Regions from separate parts of the Homo sapiens genome. Here region 1 is linked to region 2. The links are chromatin loops, found by intact Hi-C in ENCODE. Cell type or tissue: GM12878. All regions are shown on one strand. Each heading gives the region's core, and the rest is flanking DNA. Links, peaks and the distances in the headings are about the cores only.

Evidence for each region. Hi-C counts contacts between places; a loop is a spot of excess contacts. Peaks named below come from ENCODE experiments on the same cell type or tissue, not always from the same donor. Only the 100,000 strongest peaks of a DNase experiment are listed, where the experiment ranks them.
Region 1: a loop joins it to region 2, with 2.4 times the contacts of the local background. A loop is called at or near these places in 2 of 110 quality-filtered maps.

The regions. Positions count from the first base shown.
Region 1 is chr1:152,956,049-152,966,138 of GRCh38, reverse strand. No RefSeq gene overlaps it. Among named protein-coding and RNA genes, the nearest start is that of SPRR4, 9.6 kb to the left of the region's middle. In GM12878, for the core only: a CTCF peak has its summit at 5,276 (motif pointing left); no DNase peak of the experiment used is centred there.
Region 2 is chr1:153,218,727-153,228,816 of GRCh38, reverse strand. It overlaps PRR9 (proline rich 9), which reads right to left. Exons shown (of 2, transcript NM_001195571.2): 2 at 9,507-10,090. It also overlaps the pseudogene RPLP0P4. Among named protein-coding and RNA genes, the nearest start is that of PRR9, 6.2 kb to the right of the region's middle. In GM12878, for the core only: a CTCF peak has its summit at 5,559 (motif pointing right); a DNase peak (open chromatin) is centred at 5,613.

The sequences.
Region 1 (10,090 bases), core at 1,409-9,408, 260 kb after region 2:
TCCATAGACCATGCACTGTGGAAGCTGAGCACTGGTAGTGGAAGGGTGGGGGTGAGTAGCCAAGTCGCCCATCTGGGAAGCATGCTAGGATCTGCCTCATGGAAGACAAATGGAGCTGAAGCACTAGTCCCCCTTTCCTGTGATGTGACATGGTTGCAGTTAGAGACACAGGGAGGGAGCTGAGGGAGGAGGGAGATAGCTCTAGGAATACTCGCCCCTCACTGGCTGTGAAATCTTGGGTACATCCCCTAACTTTCCTGGGCCTCAATTTTCCTGGTTTCCAATATGAAAAGATTGGCCAACATTATTGCTAAGGTTCCATTGAGGGCTAAGAGTCTGTAAATGTATGATTAGGTCAGGGAAGGCAGCCTTGTTTCATCCTGGTGGAATTGACAGTGAATTGAGGGTGTTGAGGTTGATTTCAGGATCAGTGGGTAAGAGTGCCTTCCTTGGTAAATGGTGTCCGCTATGAGAGAGGTGAGTGGTCACATGCATGCAGGTAGCCACCATTCCCGATTCAGCCTAAAGCAGGGAGCAGTGTGCTAGAGCGTATACATAACAGTCCTTCAGGCACTTGAAGAAGGGGAGGGAATATAAACCGTTTAAAGATCTTGCATAAGCTACCACCACCTATAATTCCTGTTTTAGCTTCCTTAAGACAGTTCCAGACAAAACTATTCATTTCCAGAACTTGCCCATACTTTCCTGCCTCGAACTATTCAATCTGTCATGGTGCCCTACTCCCAGATTTCCCAGTGAAATTCAGTCTTCAGGAACCATCTTAAACACCACTTTCCCCATGGCCCCTTTCCCCAATCTTTCCCAAAAGATGTGCTTCCCTCCTTTGCTCAATATCCACAGCTTTTAATTTATGCTATTTGAGTGTTTCTCATCTATCCCTCACACTAACCAAGCGCATATTATATCCACTTCATACATGTGAACCAGCAAATGGACACATGAATAAATGGGTAGATGATATATAAATGAATCAGCTGAGAGTTTGGCCTTACAGGCAGAACCCATGAAGTCCTAGCATGTGTTTTGGACTAATTTATCTTTTCAGGTTCAGGCCAATGCTTAAGTAGCAATCCCTGTTTATCCGAACCATATACATAGCCCTTCCCTTCTCTTCTTCTACCTTGAAGATCTATGCTGCAATCAACTGTCACCTGTAAGAGGCCTCGTGCCTGGATGTTAATACACTGATGTATGTGTGGTGTCTGTGGAGTGGCTCTTTATATCCACCCAGAGTGCAAGCTCCTTAAGGGTAGGAAGGATGCTCAAGACAGAACTTACACCCTAGTAAAAATGGGTGCTTGGCCAGATAATAGACTAGCTAGTTGGTGAGCAGGTGTCCAATGACTAAAGGATGCTGCTGAGTGAGTCAGTCTGTGAGTGAGCAAGTGAAAGATGGAGGGAGGGAGGAGGTGGGTGCATAAATAAGAAATGAGCTGATAGACTAGCTGCCTAACTGGCCAGTTCACTGAACAACTGACTAGCTGGCTGGTTGAGTGTTTGATCAACTGATACATCGACTGTTTGGCTGGCTGGCTGGCAACTAATTTAGAAAAGCAAGTCCTGGTATAGTAGAAGAAAGAAAGCCCTGTAGAGGGTGAGGGGCTAAGGGTAGAAAACAAAACAAAAAAATGCTTTGCAAAGGATGCCCTAAGAACTGTATCATGTAAGCTGAACAGTTATTTCTTTTCTTTTTTTTTTTTTTTTGAGGTGGAGTCTCAAGCTGTAGCCCAGGTTGGAGTATAGTGTCATGATCTTGGCTCACTGCAACCTCTACCTCCCAGATTCAAGCGATTCTCCTGCCTCAGCTTCCTGAGTAGCTGGGACCACAGGTATGCACCCCCACATCCAGTTAATTTTTGTAGTTTTAGTAGAATGGGGTTTCACCATGTTGCCCAGGCTGGTCTCAAACTCCTGACCTCAAGTGATCCACCCACCTCAGCCTCCCCAAATGCTGGGATTACAGGCATGAGCCACTGCACCTGGCCTGGACAATTATTTCTTAATTTTTTCCTTCTTTCTTTCTTTCTTTCTTTTCTTTCTTTCTTTCTTTCTTTCTTTCTTTCTTTCTTTCTTTCTTTCTTTCGTTTCTTTCTTTCTTTCTTTCTTTCGTTTCTTTCTTTCTTTCTTTCTTTCTCGCTTTCTCGCTTTCTCGCTTTCTTGTTTTCTTTCTTGCTTTCTTGCTTTCTCTTAGGAGTTCCCTGTGATTTTCATTTCTAGTGTCAAAGAAAAAACATTTCAATGACACTTGTTGCATGTGTTGAGGAAAGACTCTATTCAGGACCATTGTGATAGATATAGGAACCATTGCAATGGGATTTTCAGCAGAGGGGAGGTTGAGCTCAACTCCAAATACAGCATGGGCAAATGAGAATCTATAGCCAAGGAGCAGGGTGGGAGTCAGTGGATGAAAAGTGACTAAGAGGAAACAGCAGAGCTAAGAAGAATTGTGGCTAAAAAAACCCAACAGGATTCTTGCTGAAGATAAGCCAGGGTGATCAGACTTCACATGGGGGATGGAGGAGGTCAAGGAACCTGATTATATATCAAGGGTAATCAGACATTGAGGGTGGGTGGTTCTTGGTAAACTTAGTAAGGTTGGTTCTTGGCTAAAACTGAATTTACAAGCAAGTACACAGGTAAGCCTAGAAGAAGTTTCAGGAGCCTGACTAAAGTTTGGTCAAGCAAAGAATCTTTGTCACTGGTCAACCAAGCTCAGTGGATGTAATGTCAACTAAAGACCAGCCACAGTAGCCATGGAGGGAGAGTAGCTCTCTTCCTGGAAGAAGATGGTTGGGCAACAGGACATTTCTGCTGATGACACTAACCAGTGGGGAGCCTGATTATTCCCCAGGCTTTGGGCCCTGGGAATGAAGAGCTGGGGCTCTGATTGTCCCTCAGGTCAGTGATGGTGGCTGAGATAAGAAACCAAATCAAACAGACAAATTAGTTGATACCACAAGCTGGGCCAGTCTGTCAAGTCAGTGCCCTGACCTCTGGCCAGGAAACCTTCTGGGGAATCAGCTGCATCAAGCAAAGTCTGCCAGAATCAGTTTCAGACAGTGCCATGTGAGCACTGAGACACTGAGTTCACGACCAGGACCCAGAGATCTGCGCAGCTGCTACTGGGCATTGAGACTGGCCTTGTATGTAGTCAGTAGGCTGAAATACAAATAGACCATGTGGCATATTCATCCCTCCTGAGCTGGATGAGAAGGGAAGAGGCAGGACTATACCTTGTATCCATGGTAAACAAGCCACTCCAAGCCTAAACCCGTCAGTGACTCCTTCAGGCCTCAGAAAAAAGTCCACAGTTTTTTACATGGTATAAAAGGCCCTTCACACATGGCCCCACTCTGAGAAGACTCACAATTTAAATTAAAATAAAGAAGAATAGGGCCAGGTATGGTGGTTCACGCCTGTAATCCCAGGACTTTGGTAGGCCGAGGCAGGCAGATCATGAGATCAGGAGATCGAGACCACCCTGGCTAACACAGTGAAACCCTGTCTCTACTAAAAATACAAAAAATTAGCTGGGTGTGGTCGCAGGTGCCTGTAGTCCCAGCTATTTGGGAGGCTGAGGCAGGAGAATTGCTTGAACCCAGGAGGCGGAGGTTGCAGTGAGCCGAAATCACACCACTGCATTCCGCTCTGGGTGACAGAATGAGACACTGTCTCAAAAAAAAAAAAAAAAAAAAAGTAGAAGAAGAAGAAAGAAAGAAAACTATAGTTCTCCAACAAGCCATTCCCTCTACCTGGACTGTGTCCCTAATCTGTGCCTGACTGATACTCTTAGCACTTCAGAAATGGAATCATTTCTTCCCTGAACATTTCCCACTCTGTGTTACCCAGGTGCCCATCTCTGTTCAGGAAGCTCCTGTCCTAGCACTGATTGTACTGTTTTAGAATAGGATATCCCCTGGTCTGTCCCTCTGTTAACTGTGAGCTCCTTGAAGGCAGGAACATTCCCTAGTTTCCATTGACTCCTATGTGTAGTATAAGTACCTGACCTATAGGAGATACACAATGAATATGTGTTTGAAAAATCAAATATGTGGTAAGTCCAGAGAGTACATATAAGTGTAGACTCTCCCACAATGTGGTTGTAAAGGAGAACTTACACCTGCTTGCCTGATGTGGAACAGTGCAGTTTGCTAGACACTCCTGAGGCCCTTCCGTCTCTGTGGCTCATGGCAAACTTACCTCTAATATGTTTCATTTCATGCCTCTAATATGTTTCTGAGCTTTTCTTCCTTGCTCAGTTATGAGCCTGTTAAAGGCAGGGGCCTATCTTTCTCACTCTTGGTTCCCTCCCTCCACTCAGTGCCTTAGAGCTGCTGGCACACAGGAGAAGTTGACAAAGCTTGCTTGGGTTGCCTAAGATGACGTCTACAGTTCAAAAAAAGGCAATGCTGGGATCGGTAATTCCAAGGGGCAGATAATACAGCAATCTCTGCGGTGGGTGAGGTAAACTGTCGTATTGTTCATAAACAGTTTGCTGCCTGTTCCCCTCTTCCCCAGGGAGCACATTTCCCTGCCGCATTGCTGATGGCAGCCCTGGCCATGTGACTTGCTTTGTCCATAAGATGTAAACCTTAAGAGCCATGGTTCACTATGCCCTCTTTCCTCTCTCCTCAGAGGACTGACCATGTTCCAGACCCAGGCTGCTCTGTCAGTCTGGATCCTGAAATCCAATTAATGTGCAGCAGGGCTGCAGCTGATCCTCAGTGGACATGCAGGATAAAAACAAAGGTTATAAATAAGCCTATGTTTTAAGCCCCTGGGATTTGTGGTTCATTGGTTACCGAGGCGTAACTTAGCCTATCCTGACTGATGTACTGGCACATACAAGCACTGACTTTTTTCTCCCAGGGAGATTTCCCTCCTAGTTTTGCTTGACACTGGCCAAAGGGAAGGTAAGTGCTTAATTCCAGTGTATGCTACCGGCAGTTAAGACAGCGACTTAGGTGTGTGTATGGGCCCACGTGTGTGTGTGTGTGTGTTTGTGTGTGTGCACATACGTCTATGTGACTGCGTGTGTACAGGTGGGGGATACAAGAGGAGAGAGAGGGGAAGGGAATATGGAGAAGCCAGCCTGGGCATACACAGTACATGACAAAAACTATTTGTGGGCAGCTGACATTTTTCTACTAATAACTTTTTGTCTGTGGTTGGGAAGCTAAATAAACCATCTCCTTCCTCACTCTGACCCAGGAAACCTTGCGTCAAACCACGTAAGTCAGCCCTCCAGGCGGTTAGGGCAGAGCGCTACCTGCTGGGCAGGGCTAAGCCGGTGCACCTGCTTCTAATTTCAGCGGAGTTCTTGCCGCAGGAGGCTGTTGGCTGACCCACAGGACCCACAGGACCCACAGGACCTGGGACCCTTGGACCCAGCTGAGACCTTAGTGATCTCTGTACCTCACTGTACAGGCAGAGAAACAGGGCCATAGAGCCCTCAGCTGGCACTCCTCCTATTCCCACAGCCATTCAAGCTGGACTACACTCCTGTCGGAGGAGGTGCCAGTAACCTCCCCATTGGAACCAGTGCCTTGGTCCCTTTGCCAGGTACAGGCATCATTGGGGCTTGATGCAGACGGGCTGGCTTCAGTCATTGCAAGGGGTGGGAAATTAGGAAGGGTTCCGTGGAGTTCAGGCAAGTCAACCTGGGAAGAGAGCAGGAGCTCTCCCTGCAATGGATTCCATTTACTAAACAGCAGCTACATTGTAGCCCCGGTCTCTATAGGAGGAGAAGCACCACCTCTGTTTAGTAAATAAGAAAACTGAAGCCCAGAGAGGGTAACTTGCCCCAAGTTGTGTAGCTGGTAAATGAATCAAGCCTGAGTTAGTTTGGCTCAAATAACTTAGACTGAGTCACACTGTTTCTCTCGGGAACCATAAGCTCTCCATGCCTGTTGACTGCACCTTCCAGCACAGGGCTTGTGAACAGGCAGGGCTCAGGAGGCATAGGCCGCCCGATGCCATGCGGTTCTTTCGGGGAGTGAGTGAGCCGCAGAGATGGTAGAGTGCAGAAGGAGGGGGTTGCTGCACAGACAAATGGTGTGTACAGAGAGCAGGCCTTGGCCGGAGGCTGTGTTGGGGAAAGCGGCCACCCCCAAGCTAGGGTGAGGCCACTTCCTCCGAAACCCAGCAGTAGTTTGAACATGCAGGTTCTCCATCAGTACACCTGTAAGGACCTCTAAGTGTCACTCCCTGTGTTTGGGGAACAAGCAGGTGGTGAGACTGGGACAAGGAGACAAGTGACCAAGTGATTTAGACAGAGTGTGACAATTCCTGGCCAGCTAAGTGCAACTTACCACTAGACATCACCCAGGGAAGGCTGTAGGACACTTAAATCTCCCCTGGGCTTCTGGACAAGGTGATACCTGAGCAAAGATCTCTGCCATCTTTTCCCTTTAAGAACAACCACCATCACTAACCACTGTTGTTGAAGGAGCAGGGAGAAGTATGAAGTGCTGTTCTAGCTTTGGAAGGCCGGGAGATGCTTGCGTGTGCTCCTGGGTTGTGAGGATATGGTGGCTTTGGCCTCGTCAAGGCAGGACAGGGGTTTGCCAGGAAGACACCCTTGCAGTGAAGCCTGTGCTGAAAATGAGTAAACCATGCTTATTGACCAGATAATCTGGCCACATATCACCTCTATGCCCATTGACCTTTGGTTGTGACTGAGCCTTTGGTATGTTTTTTGTTTGAAGGCTACTCTGGCTTCATTTTAGTTCTGAAGCAAGGACTTTTAAAAAAAGAAGCCACAGTTAGCAAGAAATCTCCAAGTGGAGATTTCTTGAGAAGCATGAATTGTGCTGAACTCCCACAGATCCTGTCTCAGGGGTGATTTCCATTGCCAACCTCAGAGGATTATCTTTAAATTATTTAAGGTAGTGGAGAGTTCTCACACAGACTGCTGTAATTACCACTCAGACCCTAGTCGTCTTCTTGCAAAGACTCCTTTGGCTTCTAGCCCTGGGCCAGAGAGCCCTTCTTGGCCCAATCTGGAGATAGAAGGAGCTTGTTATCAGCCCTTGTGAGCTGCAGGTGTCCTTCTATCGGCATCTGCAGGTGAGTCATGAGGCTCTACCTGGCCTTGGTACATCTTTTTACAAGGTGCTGGTGTTACAGGAAAGGGGCCCCGATCCAGACCCCAAGAAAGGGTTCTTTGATCCTGTGCAAGAAAGAATTCAGGGTGAGTAAAGTGAAAGCAAGTTTATTAAGAAAGTAGTGGAATAAAAGAATGGCTACTGCATAGACAGAGCAGCCCCGAGGGCTCCTGGTTGCCAATTTTTATGGTTATTTCTTGATTATATGCTAAACAAGGTGTGGATTATTCATGCTGCCCCCTTTTAGACCATGTAGGGTAACTTCTTAACATTGCCATTCGTTTATAACTGTCATGGCACTGGTGAGAGTGTAGCAGTGAGGACGACCAGAGGTCACTCTTGTGGCCATCTTGGTTTTGGTGGGTTTTAGCCGGCATGTTTACTGCAAGGTATTTTATCAGCAAGGTCTTAATGACCTGTATCTTGTGGTCACCTCCTAGCTCATCCTGTGGCTTAGAATGCCTTAACTGTCTGGGAATGTAGCCCAGTAGGTTTCAGCCTCATTTTACCCAGCTCCTATTCAAGATGGAGTTGCTCTGGTTCATATGCATCTGACACTGGTGCCTGCTGTTTTATTTGGTCTCTCCTACTTTACCCACTGTTCTCTGCTACCTGCCTTACAACCAAGGGGCACCTGCCCCCTGGGATGGCAAAGCCAGCACTATTCTATTGACTGCTCCCAGTCTGTACTAAGGAGAATCAAAATGAGCACCTTAAAAAACAAACAAAAAACCCCCAAGATTCTAATTTAACAACTCTCCTCACAGGGGGCCGCAGTGATAACAGGGCACGATGGAAGACCATTGGGAAACTATTAAGATTATGGTTGCTGGTGACACTTTCCTGATTGTTCACAAAGACAATAGCATGCACATATGCATATGTACACGCAGATGAACACATGTACAGGCATGAAGACATGCGTGCACACACACATATGCATACACACACACTTTGCTCTCAGGGTGCCAAGGCAGAGGACACCACCTAAATCTAGTCTTATGCTAAGAATGGAATAGGGAATTCAATGAAGACAAAAGGAATATGGCTTACTGCTTCCTGTCACTCTTAAAAATCACTGACCTCTCACCCTTTCCCATCAGAGAAGCCCTAGCATGCACACTTGTTTCACCATTTATATTTTATTTCCTCCAGGCTATGAGGAGCAAGATAAAGGCCATATGAGGAGCAAGATATGGCCAGCTCCACGGAGGCCATAACCTGCATCTAGGCATTGCATTAGACATACCCAGAGTTCCCTTTCAACTAGTGCAATGAAATGTAGATGAGAAAAACCTCAGCCCTGCCTGCCTTGGAAAATATTCAGCTTAGCCATGGGAACCATAGTCAAAAGGGTGGGCCTGTCAAAGATCAGATAGTTGTAGGTATGCGGCGTTATTTCTGAGGGCTCTGTTCTGTTCCATTGATCTATATCTCTGTTTTGTACCATGCTATTTTGGTTACTGTAGCCTTGTAGTATAGTTTGAAGTCAGGTAGTGTGATGCCTCCAGCTTTGTTCTTTTGGCTTAGGATTGAGTTGGCGATGCAGGCTCTTTTTTGGTTCCATATGAACTTTAAAGTAGTTTTTTCCAATTCTGTGAAGAAAGTCATTGGTAGCTTGATGGGGATGGCATTGAATCTGTAAATTACCTTGGGCAGTATGGCCATTTTCACGATATTGATTCTTCCTACCCATGAGCATGGAATGTTCTTTCATTTGTTTGTATCCTCTTTTATTTCCTTGAGCAGTGGTTTGTAGTTCTCCTTGAAGAGGTCCTTCACATCCCTTGTAAGTTGGATTCCTAGGTATTTTATTCTCTTTGAAGCAATTGTGAATGGGAGTTCACTCATGATTTGGCTCTCTGTTTGTCTGTTGTTGGTGTATAAGAATGCTTGTGATTTTTGTACATTGATTTTGTATCCTGAGACTTTGCCGAAGTTGCTTATCGCTTAAGGAGATTTTGGGCTGAGATGATGGGGTTTTCTAGATAAACAATCATGTCATCTGCAAACAGGGACAATTTGACTTCCTCTTTTCCTAATTGAATACCCTTTATTTCCTTCTCCTGCCTGATTGCCCTGGCCAGAACTTCCAACACTATGTTGAATAGGAGCGGTGAGAGAGGGCATCCCTGTCTGATCTTTGACAAACCTGAGAAAAACAAGCAATGGGGAAAGGATTCCCTATTTAATAAATGGTGCTGGGAAAACTGGCTAGCCATATGTAGAAAGCTGAAACTGGATCCCTTCCTTACACCTTATACAAAAATCAATTCAAGATGGATTAAAGATTTAAACGTTAGATTTAAACCATAAAAACCCTAGAAGAAAACCTAGGCATTACCATTCAGGACATAGGCGTGGGCAAGGACTTCATGTCCAAAACACCAAAAGCAATGGCAACAAAAGCCAAAATTGACAAATGGGATCTAATTAAACTAAAGAGCTTCTGCACAGCAAAAGAAATTACTATCAGAGTGAACAGGCAACCTACAAAATGGGAGAAAATTTTCACAACCTACTCATCTGACAAAGGGCTAATATCCAGAATCTACAATGAACTCAAACAAATTTACAAGAAAAAACCAAACAACCCCATCAAAAAGTGGGTGAAGGACATGAACAGACACTTCTCAAAAGAAGACATTTATGCAGCCAAAAAACACATGAAAAAATGCTCATCATCACTGGCCATCAGAGAAATGCAAATCAAAACCACTATGAGATATCATCTCACACCAGTTAGAATGGCAATCATTAAAAAGTCAGGAAACAACAGGTGCTGGAGAGGATGTGGAGAAATAGGAACACTTTTACACTGTTGGTGGGACTGTAAACTAGTTCAACCATTGTGGAAGTCAGTGTGGCGATTCCTCAGGGATCTAGAACTAGAAATACCATTTGACCCAGCCATCCCGTTACTGGGTATATACCCAAATGACTATAAATCATGCTGCTATAAA
Region 2 (10,090 bases), core at 1,971-9,970:
TTATCATTCATTCACTCACTTATTCCCATGTACCAGGATCTAATGGCAAACCACTGTGCCTTAGAAGAAGAGAAGTGAGTGGGAAGAGGTTCCAGTATTTGAGCAATCCCTGGGTGACCAGCCTGGCTGGACCCTCCCACCCCCATGCCTGCTCTCCATGTTGTCACTCAGTGTGGGCACTTCCTGATCCTCAGTGGCATTCAGCATTTTGCACACTCTCTCCTTCCTGACTTTTCTCTTAAATCATTGACTCCTTCTTAATCTTTTGCCAAGGGCTCTCTCTCTTCTCAACCTTTAGCTGTTGAGGTTTCTCAGGGCATGGTCTTAAGTTCCCTTCTTTTCTTAATCTATATTCTGTCACTGGATGATCTATACACCCCAAAGCTAGAATGCTACCCCTACGATGATGGCTCCCAAGTGTAGATCTCCATTCCTGAATTTTTCCCGCGCTCCTGACTCATAGATGTAAGTGCTTACTTTGTATTTCTGCTTGGTTATTCTGTATGCGTCTCAAAATTGACAGGTTCAAAACTGAGCCCCTGGTCTTCTTACCTGGACTGCACCCAAACCTGTTCCTCCTTCAGTCTTTCCCAGCTGCTTCTGGAAATGGTGGCTGCTGCTGCACAGAGACTTGGCTATAGCCATGGTGTCCCCAGTGGCTCCCGCTTCACCTCTTGCTTGCTTCCTCTAATCCATTCTCCACACTTTAACTAGAGCAATATTTACAATCTGCAAATTGAATCTTGTCACTCTCTGCTTAAAAATCTTTAATGCTTCACTCTTAGGGCAAAAGTCAAAACCTGTCACGTGGTCTCAGAGGCTTGTGGGGTCTGCTCCTGCCCACACACCTCCTGTCCCTGTCTGGGGACACAGTCCCTCTCACTCTCTATCTTTGTGTCTGAGACAACAATCAGGCTTTTCCTATATCAGAACCATCTTTTGTTTTCACTATAATTTTTTTCTTTTTGTCACCTGGACAACTCCTCCTACCTCTCCAGTTTCAGATTAAATTTTATTTTCTCATGGAAGATTTTCCTGATCTCTAATCTAAATTAGGTTCTCCAATTCATTATTTTATATAACCTAGAACTTTCTTTTGTTGAATGTAACAAAATTTAGAATTATGTATTTATTTTTGTGTATTTCTTATATTGATTGCCTCTTTTACTAGCTCATATGCTCTGAGTGCAGGGACTGTGTTTGCTTATTTATCATTGCATACCCAATACCCAGTATAGAGCTTGGCATGTAATAGGGGCTCAAAAATACTTGCTGAGTAATAGATTAATGAAAGGAAGTTTGCCTTGATATTAGACTGAACTTTGCTGAATGGGAATAGATTTTGAATGCTCGCATCAGCTTTGGAGGGTAATGTGAAGAGCATCTAAACTAGGCTATCTCAATTGTTATCTCTGAGATCTCGCGTAGGTTAATTTCTTTGAGCCTTAGTTTTTTGTCTATAAAATAGTCATATTAATATGACCTCCTTCTTTTGCTTGTTATAACGGTTATAATAGCAGCTAATATACATAAAGTGCTTAGAAAATATCTGCCACATAATATTCACCATTATTATCACTTTTAATATTATTATTTCCACTCTCTTCCTGGTGCAGGAATCACTCTACAATACCTTTGGCAGATAGTTTTGCCATCCTAGTGATGGGGAACACTCCTCTTGAAATCTCTAGCTACTTTTAATGAAATCCAAACTATTTACTATAGAATTGGCTTCACTATCATGTAAATCTATGTTAATAGTAACTATCTGCTAATAGTAATAATCATATTAACCCTTCACATTTTACAAATTACTAAATACTTCCACAAATACCTCATTCGATCCTGAGGACAGCCATCTAGGATGGGTGGGTGATCATCAGTGCAATTTTACAGATGCAGAAACTGAGGCTGGGAGATTTGCCAAAGATCATGCAGCATTTACGTAATCCAGGACTTCATTATAAAAAATCTCCAGAAGAGCTGATTGTTCACTGAGGGTGCATAAAACTATTCATTGGGAGCAGAAAGAAAAAATTTGAATTTTTTCTTTATGTATTTTTATCTTTTCTTTTAAAATTGTCTGTATTTTGTGTTTGTCTTTTAACTTTCATGATGTTAGAATGACAGTACATATCTATTGCTTCTAAATAATATGTATGTATTATATGATGAACCCCAATAGAACTTTCAACTCTTTATTAAAATATGCATTCAGAAAAGTGCATATATTGTAAATGTCCACCTCAATGAATTTTCACAAACTGAACACAACCAGATAAGCAGCCCCCAGATAAAAAAATAGAATGTTACCAGCAACACAGAAACCTTCCTTCTTCTCCCATCCAATGACCACGCTACTACAACCAACACACACACAACCACGTTCTTACTGTCTACAACAGAGATTTATTTGGCCAGCTTTTGTACTGTACATAAATGATATAAATGGAACTATACAGCGTGTTTTATGTTGAACCCTATGAACAGTTTTTGACCTCCATAAATGGCAATTTCATATGTTTCATCCTAATGCTTTTTTATGTGTCTTTTTTTTGGCCACTTACTTTATGTTTGTGAGATTCATCCTTATTGCTGTGTGTAGCTGTAGATCATTTGTATACATTGCTGTATGGAATTCCATTGTCTGAATATACCACCGTTTATTTATTCATTGATGGGTATTTGTATTCTTTCTGATACTTGGATATTATGAATAACACTAGAATAAACATTTTTTTTTGAAAGAAGTAAGCCTTCATTTCTTTGTTTTGCAAATAAAGCTGGCTGAGTTGGTTGCCTTTTGGTGATTAGTCAAATAGGCCAAATCCCATATTCTCATCCAACTCCTCCAACTCTTCTTGGCTTCAGCCTTGGCTGGAGCTGCAGCAGGAGCAGCAGTGGTGGCAGTGGCCCCAGGGGCAGCAGCCACAAAGGCAGATGGATCGGCCAAGAAGGCCTTGACCTTTTCAGCAAGTGGGAAGGTGCAATCAGTTTCCACAGACAAAGCCAGGACTTGCTTGTACCCATTGATGGTAGAATGAGGTACTGATGCAACAGTTGGGTAACCAATCTGCAGGCAAACACTGGCAACATTGCGGACACCCTCCAGGAGGTGAGAATGCAGTTTCCTATGTGATGTCAAGCACTTCAGGGTTGTAGATACTGCTACTGTCAAACAGCTGCTGGATAATCATCCCAAAGGAGAAGGGAGAGATGTTCATTCAGCATGTTCAGCAGTGTGGCTTCACTGGCTCCCACTTTGTCACCAGTCTTGATCAGCTGCACATCACTCAGGATTTCAGTGGTGATGCTTAAAGCCTGGAAAAAGGAGGTCTTCTTAGGCTCCAGACCGGTGTTCTGGCCTGGGACAGTGACTTCACATGGGGCAATGGCACCAGCATGGGTGGCAGCTGGCACCTTACTATTCAGCAGCATGTCCCTGAACTTAGTGAGGTCTTCCTTGGTGAACGCAAAGCCCACATTTCCCTGGATATGAGGCAACAGTTTTTCCAGAGCTGGGTTGTTTTCCAGGTGCCCTTGGATGGCCTTGCACATCATGGTGTTCTTGCCCATTGGCACCATGGCTTTCCCTCAGAGGGACATGTGGATCTGCTGCATCTACTTGGAGCCCACATTGCTGCTTCTACAATGAAACATTTCAGATAATGATTGAAAAATTGGATGATCTGAAGGAAGTAGTTGGACTTCCAGGTTGCCCTGTATTCCCTGGGCAGCCTGGCAGTGTGTCAGGGGTTGCCATGCAGGGTTTAAAGGTGATGCCACTTTCACAAGGATGCCTGATGAGAGCTAGAATGAACATTCTAATGTTTGAGTTTTGGTGACCGTATGCGGGGCAGATGCCTAGGAGAGGAATTGTTCAGTCATTGGCTGTGTATACATTCTACTTTAGTCATGACCGTCAAAGAGTTTTCCAAAGTGGTTGTACCAATTTGCACTCCCACAACCTCACCCACACTGTGATTCTGTCTTCTTACTTTTATCCCCTCCAGTCGGTGTGTTGTGGTATCTCTTTGAGGTTTTCATTTGCATTTCTCTGATGAATAATGAGAGGTTGAACACCGTTTTTATATGTTTATTGGTGAGGCTGAAATATTTTTATTACCAGGATGTGCAACATAAAAACTTTTAGGACTTGGGAATTGTAGGATATTTTCTCTAATTGCTTAGACTAGTTTTTTCTTAGACCATTGTAAGGAAAAGGAAGTTCCATCTTCTGGTGCTGGGACAGAAAAGGGGAGCATATGAAAGGGAGGTGAGGACCTCCGCTTTTCATCTTTGCCAGAGTCTGCTCCGGGTTTGACAAGAAGCGTGTTCTGTACCCAACAGCCAGTTTTCTCCTGCCTTGCTGTGATGTTCCCCAACCCTGGGGCGGACATCCCTTCAGGGACTGGCTGACAAAGGCTATTTTACTGTATTCAGAGAGAAGCAAAATCTTGTGGTAACCTATAAGCAATTCAAGTGCAAGAGTAGGTGATAATTAAAGATTAAAAGCATTGCATCCACACTTCCTATAATCTCAGCTACTTATTTGGTCTCTGCTTGCATATTTCATGGATGGTGGGATCACTACTTCATGAGCAGCTCATTTCATTTGCTGGGCCATTTTATTCCTGATATGAGCAGAATCTGCTTTTCTGTGCCCAGAACTCACTGATCCATGCTATTCTCCTTGGGATCACAAAGAATATATCCACTGCCTCTCTCTTTGACATTTGACAGGCCTGAAGACAGCCACTGTGTGTCTCTAAGTCTCCTCATCTCTGGATGAAACGCCCCCTTCCTTCAGCCACAGCTCATGTGACAAGGTGCCCAGAGACCTCGCTCTTTTTCTCACATTAATTTGGATGAACTAAAAGTTGGCCAGGGTCTACCTTCAAATGCAGCATCCGAGTTAAGGCTCCAGGGGCAGTCTGACCTGCAGTACTCCCTGTACCTGCTGTTCTCTTTGCGCTGATACTTACCCCGATCCCACATGGATGGCTCCTCCTATTGTTCATGTCGCTACTCCGACATCCCCATCTCAGATCGGCCTTTCCACGCTACCCGAGCTAAAGAGCACCCCTCTTCTCTGGTCTCTCCTCACCACTTTGTTTCATTTTCTTCATTTTCACTTTCTTATTTATGCATTTGCTGAGTTGCTTTTTGTCTGTCTTCCTTCTCATGTGAGCTCTGGGAGGCAGGGATTCTGTGTATCTGGTTCGCTGCTGTAACTCCAGTGCTTGGCTCATAGGAGATTCTGTGTCACTTACTCTCACATAGGAGAAATTTGTTTTAAGGGAACAATAGAAGTGGTGGAGTCTAGATTTGAATTCCAGAAGTCTGATTCCTGAGCCTATGTCCTGAACCATTATTCGTGTTGCTCCCACCCTATAAATAGTGTAACTCTGTCTTGCACATATAGCCTTCCTCTGACTCTGTTAGATGCTGCATCTCTGTACTCTTGTCTTCTCCACATGGAGCACTGACGGCCGGAGTGTGTGCGGCCATCTCCAACTCAGGCCAGACTGGGTGTGATTAGTAGAAGGCCAAGTGCCTCTATGGCCAGCAGGTGGTGCTGTTGGGAAGAGAAGAGAAACGGTCCCCAGCGGCTTCTAAAGGAGGAAAGACAGGTTATGAGGCTGGCTTGGGAACCGGGTGATGAGGGAGGTTGAGTTGAGAAGGCCCTGCCAGCTGGCCACTTATTTTCTTTCAACCATTTTCAGATGTGAGGCAGGTGTCCGTAGGAGAGAAGGAGAGCAGGAGTGGACAAGTCCAGATCTGCTGTCGAATAGGGGTGGTGGCCCCCACGATACCACTTCTCCTGGTCAAGACCTGCCAGTTCATGCTGAAACAGGCCTAGGCTGGGAACCTGCTCATTGATCTAGTATTTGATCACCCCTCACCAGCCCCTGCTGCCCCCACCCCTGCTCATGGAGAATGTGGCTATGGAGGGGGCAGGCAGTGGGAACTAGGCCTCCTGGGTTTACAGTTTTCCAGAAAAATCCCTTGGGCTATAAGTTCCTCCAGCATGGAGGGCCTCATCTGCTTTCCCTCTGTGCTCCCCCACCTGGAACAAAGCATCATGTCTTATACACACAGGTGCTTAGGGCAACCAACCATCCCAGTTTGTCGGGGACTGAGGGAGTTCCCAGGATTCAGAACTTTCAGTGCTAAAATTGGGACAGTTCCAGGCAAATCAAGATGAGCTGGTTACCCTATCAATAAAAGAGATTGTCCAGGTGGTCTAGAAGCCAGCACCCCGCTTTGTCTCTGCTCAGGGGGCATGCTGGTGGCCAGCCGTACAGGTGTCTCAGACCTCACTGTGATGGGCCCTGTGAAGTCAGGCAAGAACACAGCCAGCCCCAGGAGCTGTCATCTGGGCTCTCATGCTGACAGGAGACATGTGTCATTCAAATACAGGCAGCTGGTAGAGGGCTGCAGACCCCTGCGGCCACTGCAGCACAGAGCCCAAGCTGCAGTACTTAGGAGCTAGGCTGAAACCATGGAGGGCTTCCTGGAGGTCAGGTTGAAACCCCTGGTTTGGCTGAGACAAACAGGGGAGAGTCCTGGGTGGGAGAGAGGAAGGTGAAGGCAGAAAGGAATCTGCGATGGGTTGTCAGGTGGAAGAACAGGCGGATCACTTTGGTACAGAAGAGAAAGGGTATCTGGATGGTAAATAAATGAGATGTAAAAGGGAGCGAGCACACTAAACCCAGCTGGGAAGAACGAGATTAGAAAGCAGTGAGGAATTACTGTAGGGTGCTTCTCAGGGCTGAAGCATTTGTGGGTCCAAAAACATTAAGAAAACCCCAAATCTGGGGGAGCCTCTTCCCATGACTTACCTGTCTTCCTCCTTTCTTTTAGTTTCAAGCCATGGTCACACATTCTGCTGGTCCCCAGAAGTTTGGGCCCCCCGAAGAGCCTCCCAGCAGTGTTCTGGAAGCCAGGGAAACTTCCTGTCTCCTGAGCTTGCGGTCAGGTCTTCTGAATCTCCCTTCGTGGGAGGCTCCCTGCCCCTGGGTCCCATTTCCACGTACAAGTTACAGTTAGAGGAGTCACAGTATTTGATGGATTGGGAGGAGCTGGTTGTCATCTACTGGCTTGCAAACCTCCAGTTCATGGGACACAGTGCATCTAAAGGCAGCTCCTGTCGCAGTCCAATAGATCTCATTATAAGAAAGTTCTTAAACTGAGCCCAATTTCATGATTTCTGCCCATGGGTCCTAACTTTGTTCTTTGGCACTTCACAAAAATCTCACTCCTCCCTCATAAAAGCACTTAAAATATTTGAGTTCAGCTGTCCCACTCCCTTGGGTATTTTCTTTTGTAGACTAAATATTTTTCAACTCTTCCTGATGTGAAAGTCTTTCAGGCCACTGCTCTGCTTGCCCACCTCCTGGCACTGTCGCAGGTTTCCAGAGTCTGGCTTGGCATAGTAGTTTCTCCATAAATATTTTGAGTGATTGAGTGAATCCACAGCTCCTCCTGTGAATTCCTGTCTGTTTGTATTTTTTCCTCTTGGCATATGGGGCCCACAGATCCACTATTGTCTCATGTTGAGTTAACTGTTAGCTAGAACCCCTAACATCCAGGGCTTTCCTTGGTAAGGCCCCTCCCTACTTCCTGAAAGGCTCAGCACAGAAGCGGCAGCTGGGGAAGTCTGAATGCTGTGTCCTAGCTGTCCCTGTGGCCTCTGTGGCTGTGGACCTGGTCTGTGTCTTAAGAGACCAGGCTGCAGCAGCAGTGGCCCAGGCAGTGGCTGGGGCAGACCTCTGTGAGGATGAGGAGGTGTGGAGGTTCCTATGACAGAGCTAGATGAAGGCCTGCTGGCTGCTTGGCGTTTGCTCTCCTATCTGCAATCTGCAGACTTGTCCCCTTCCTAACCGTAGAGGCCTCCCCTGTAATCAGCAGATTTCCCCTCTCTCTGATAAGTCTGGACTCTCCCTGTTCATTAGCCTCGTGCTTCCTTTAATGCCTGGGTGTCTGATCTTGGACTCCAATCTGTGCATGCCTTTGATGCTGGAGAACAAAGATGTTTCTTGGACTTGAGCCAAGCTGGAGAAGAGTCTGTGAACAGAAGCTTCACTGATAGGAAGGCCTCTCTGGCACATCTCCGCAGGATGGAGCTCTGGGAGCTGCTGGCCCTGGGGAGCAGCTGGTTTATTCCAAGGTTGGAAAATGGATGAGAAAACCTATTTCGACTAGGCAAGGAGGCAAGAGAACTGTGATTCAGGCATCTGGAGATGTTCAGGGACTTGAGATATCCAGGAGGTTTTCAGAAAGGTATCCTTGGTGCATGTGGCCTGCAGAAGAGACAGCTCGTAACTCTGCACAGGGATACTGACTGCCTGGTTCACCACTGTCTCTCCAGTACCTGGCATGGTGCCTGACACCTGGTAGGTATCAGGGAGCATGTTTTAGGTGGATAAATGAATGAATGAGTTTCTGGAAATCTCTTCTGTATGCCATAGCACTTTCATTACAAAAGTGAGAGCTCCATTCTGGAGTCAGAGGGACTTGGGTTAGCATCCTGACTTCACCACTTACTGGCTTTAGGACAAGTTCCTAAGCAAATGGGCAGCACAGGAACTCCCCAAGGCTGCTGTTAGAATCCCCATAGAGAATGTGCATGGAGTTCAGGGCCTGGTCCATGTCACCCACAGACTCAGTGACCCTCAGTTTAGCCAAATGACTGAGACATAGAGCTCTACACGCCCTACAAGGAGGGGCTGTCCCGGCCCTCCACCTCTTCCTCATGAGGATTGAGAAGGGAGGGGGCACCTGTAGAATGGGTAAGAAGCTACATCCCCCCTAGGAAGCTGGTCCTTGGCATAGCTTCCTTTGGGCTCAGGTCGGAGCTCGGGGCACTGCCGAGGGAGCAGCCTGTGGTTATTTCATGTCAGTACAGTGCCCTCTCCACCCGTTCACAAACCCCAGTGGCCACTGCCTGTGTTTCCTCCATGGGTGGGGGGCAGCAGGCCGGTTACCCAGGCCCCAGGCCTACCTGAAACCTGGCCAGATGGCAGGGCAGACAGTTTTGGTCCTCGAGTCTGCATTAATCTCAGAGGCATGCTTTGCTCTCTCCTTTGACACAGATGCTATGTTTGTAGGTGTTATGAATTGATTTGGGATCCCTCTTCCACACATCTCCCCTCCTTTCCATTTCAGCCTTTCCCTTTGGAAAGCAAGGATCAGAGAGGAAAGATGCTGTAGTAGAAAGAACCTGGACCTGAGGTTTTGAGTGTGGGCAGGTCCTAGCCCCTTGCTGGATTTTCTCATGTGTGAAGTGCACAAGTGGGTGAACCTAGGATATGTTGTGGGTGGGGTGGTCTCAGTGACCTTCAGGAAGCCTCTTTCAGAACTGCTGTTTTATGCACCGGTGAGGTCTGTGTTTTATTCCTGTTTCAGATTACTCCCCTCCCCCACCAAAGGAGAAGACAGTTGTCACAAGGACAATGAGGGGTTTGATGGTGGAGAAAAGAGAGCACACGTCAAGTCAGATATCAGCCTTAGGATCAGCTTTATTATGTATTTTACCTTCACCAGGGAGAAGAAGGCAAGGAAGCTGGAGAACAGACCAGCCTGCATCACACAGACACAAATCACATCTCTAAAGAGTGTACATGGTGAGAACTAAGGGCCCACATTAGACCAGCTATGAAGCACAGAGATTGACAAGGGCACCAAACATCCATCTTATCTTTCCCTTCTGGTTGTTTGGATTCAATCGTTTACATACTTTCGGTTCATTTTAAAAAAGCACAACCAACATTTCAAAGTTCAATAATTTGCTGTTCTTTTTAGTGTACAGAGACAAAATCACCAAATTTTTGATTTTTGAAACACCGCAAGCCGCTTTGTCTCAACACCTGTGGTGGTGGTGGTGGTGGAGGTGGTGGTGGTGGTGATAAGTGGAAAGTCCATCAGAATTCAGTTTGTTTTGAGGCTTATTTGAGAGCCTGAAACTCTGAAAGATGAATGAAGGTATCCTTGGCTGTTACACACCCAGAGCTGGGTGAATTTTTGCACCAAGGAAGCTGTGCTAGGCTTCTGTGGTCTTCCCTGACAACCACACCATTCCTACATT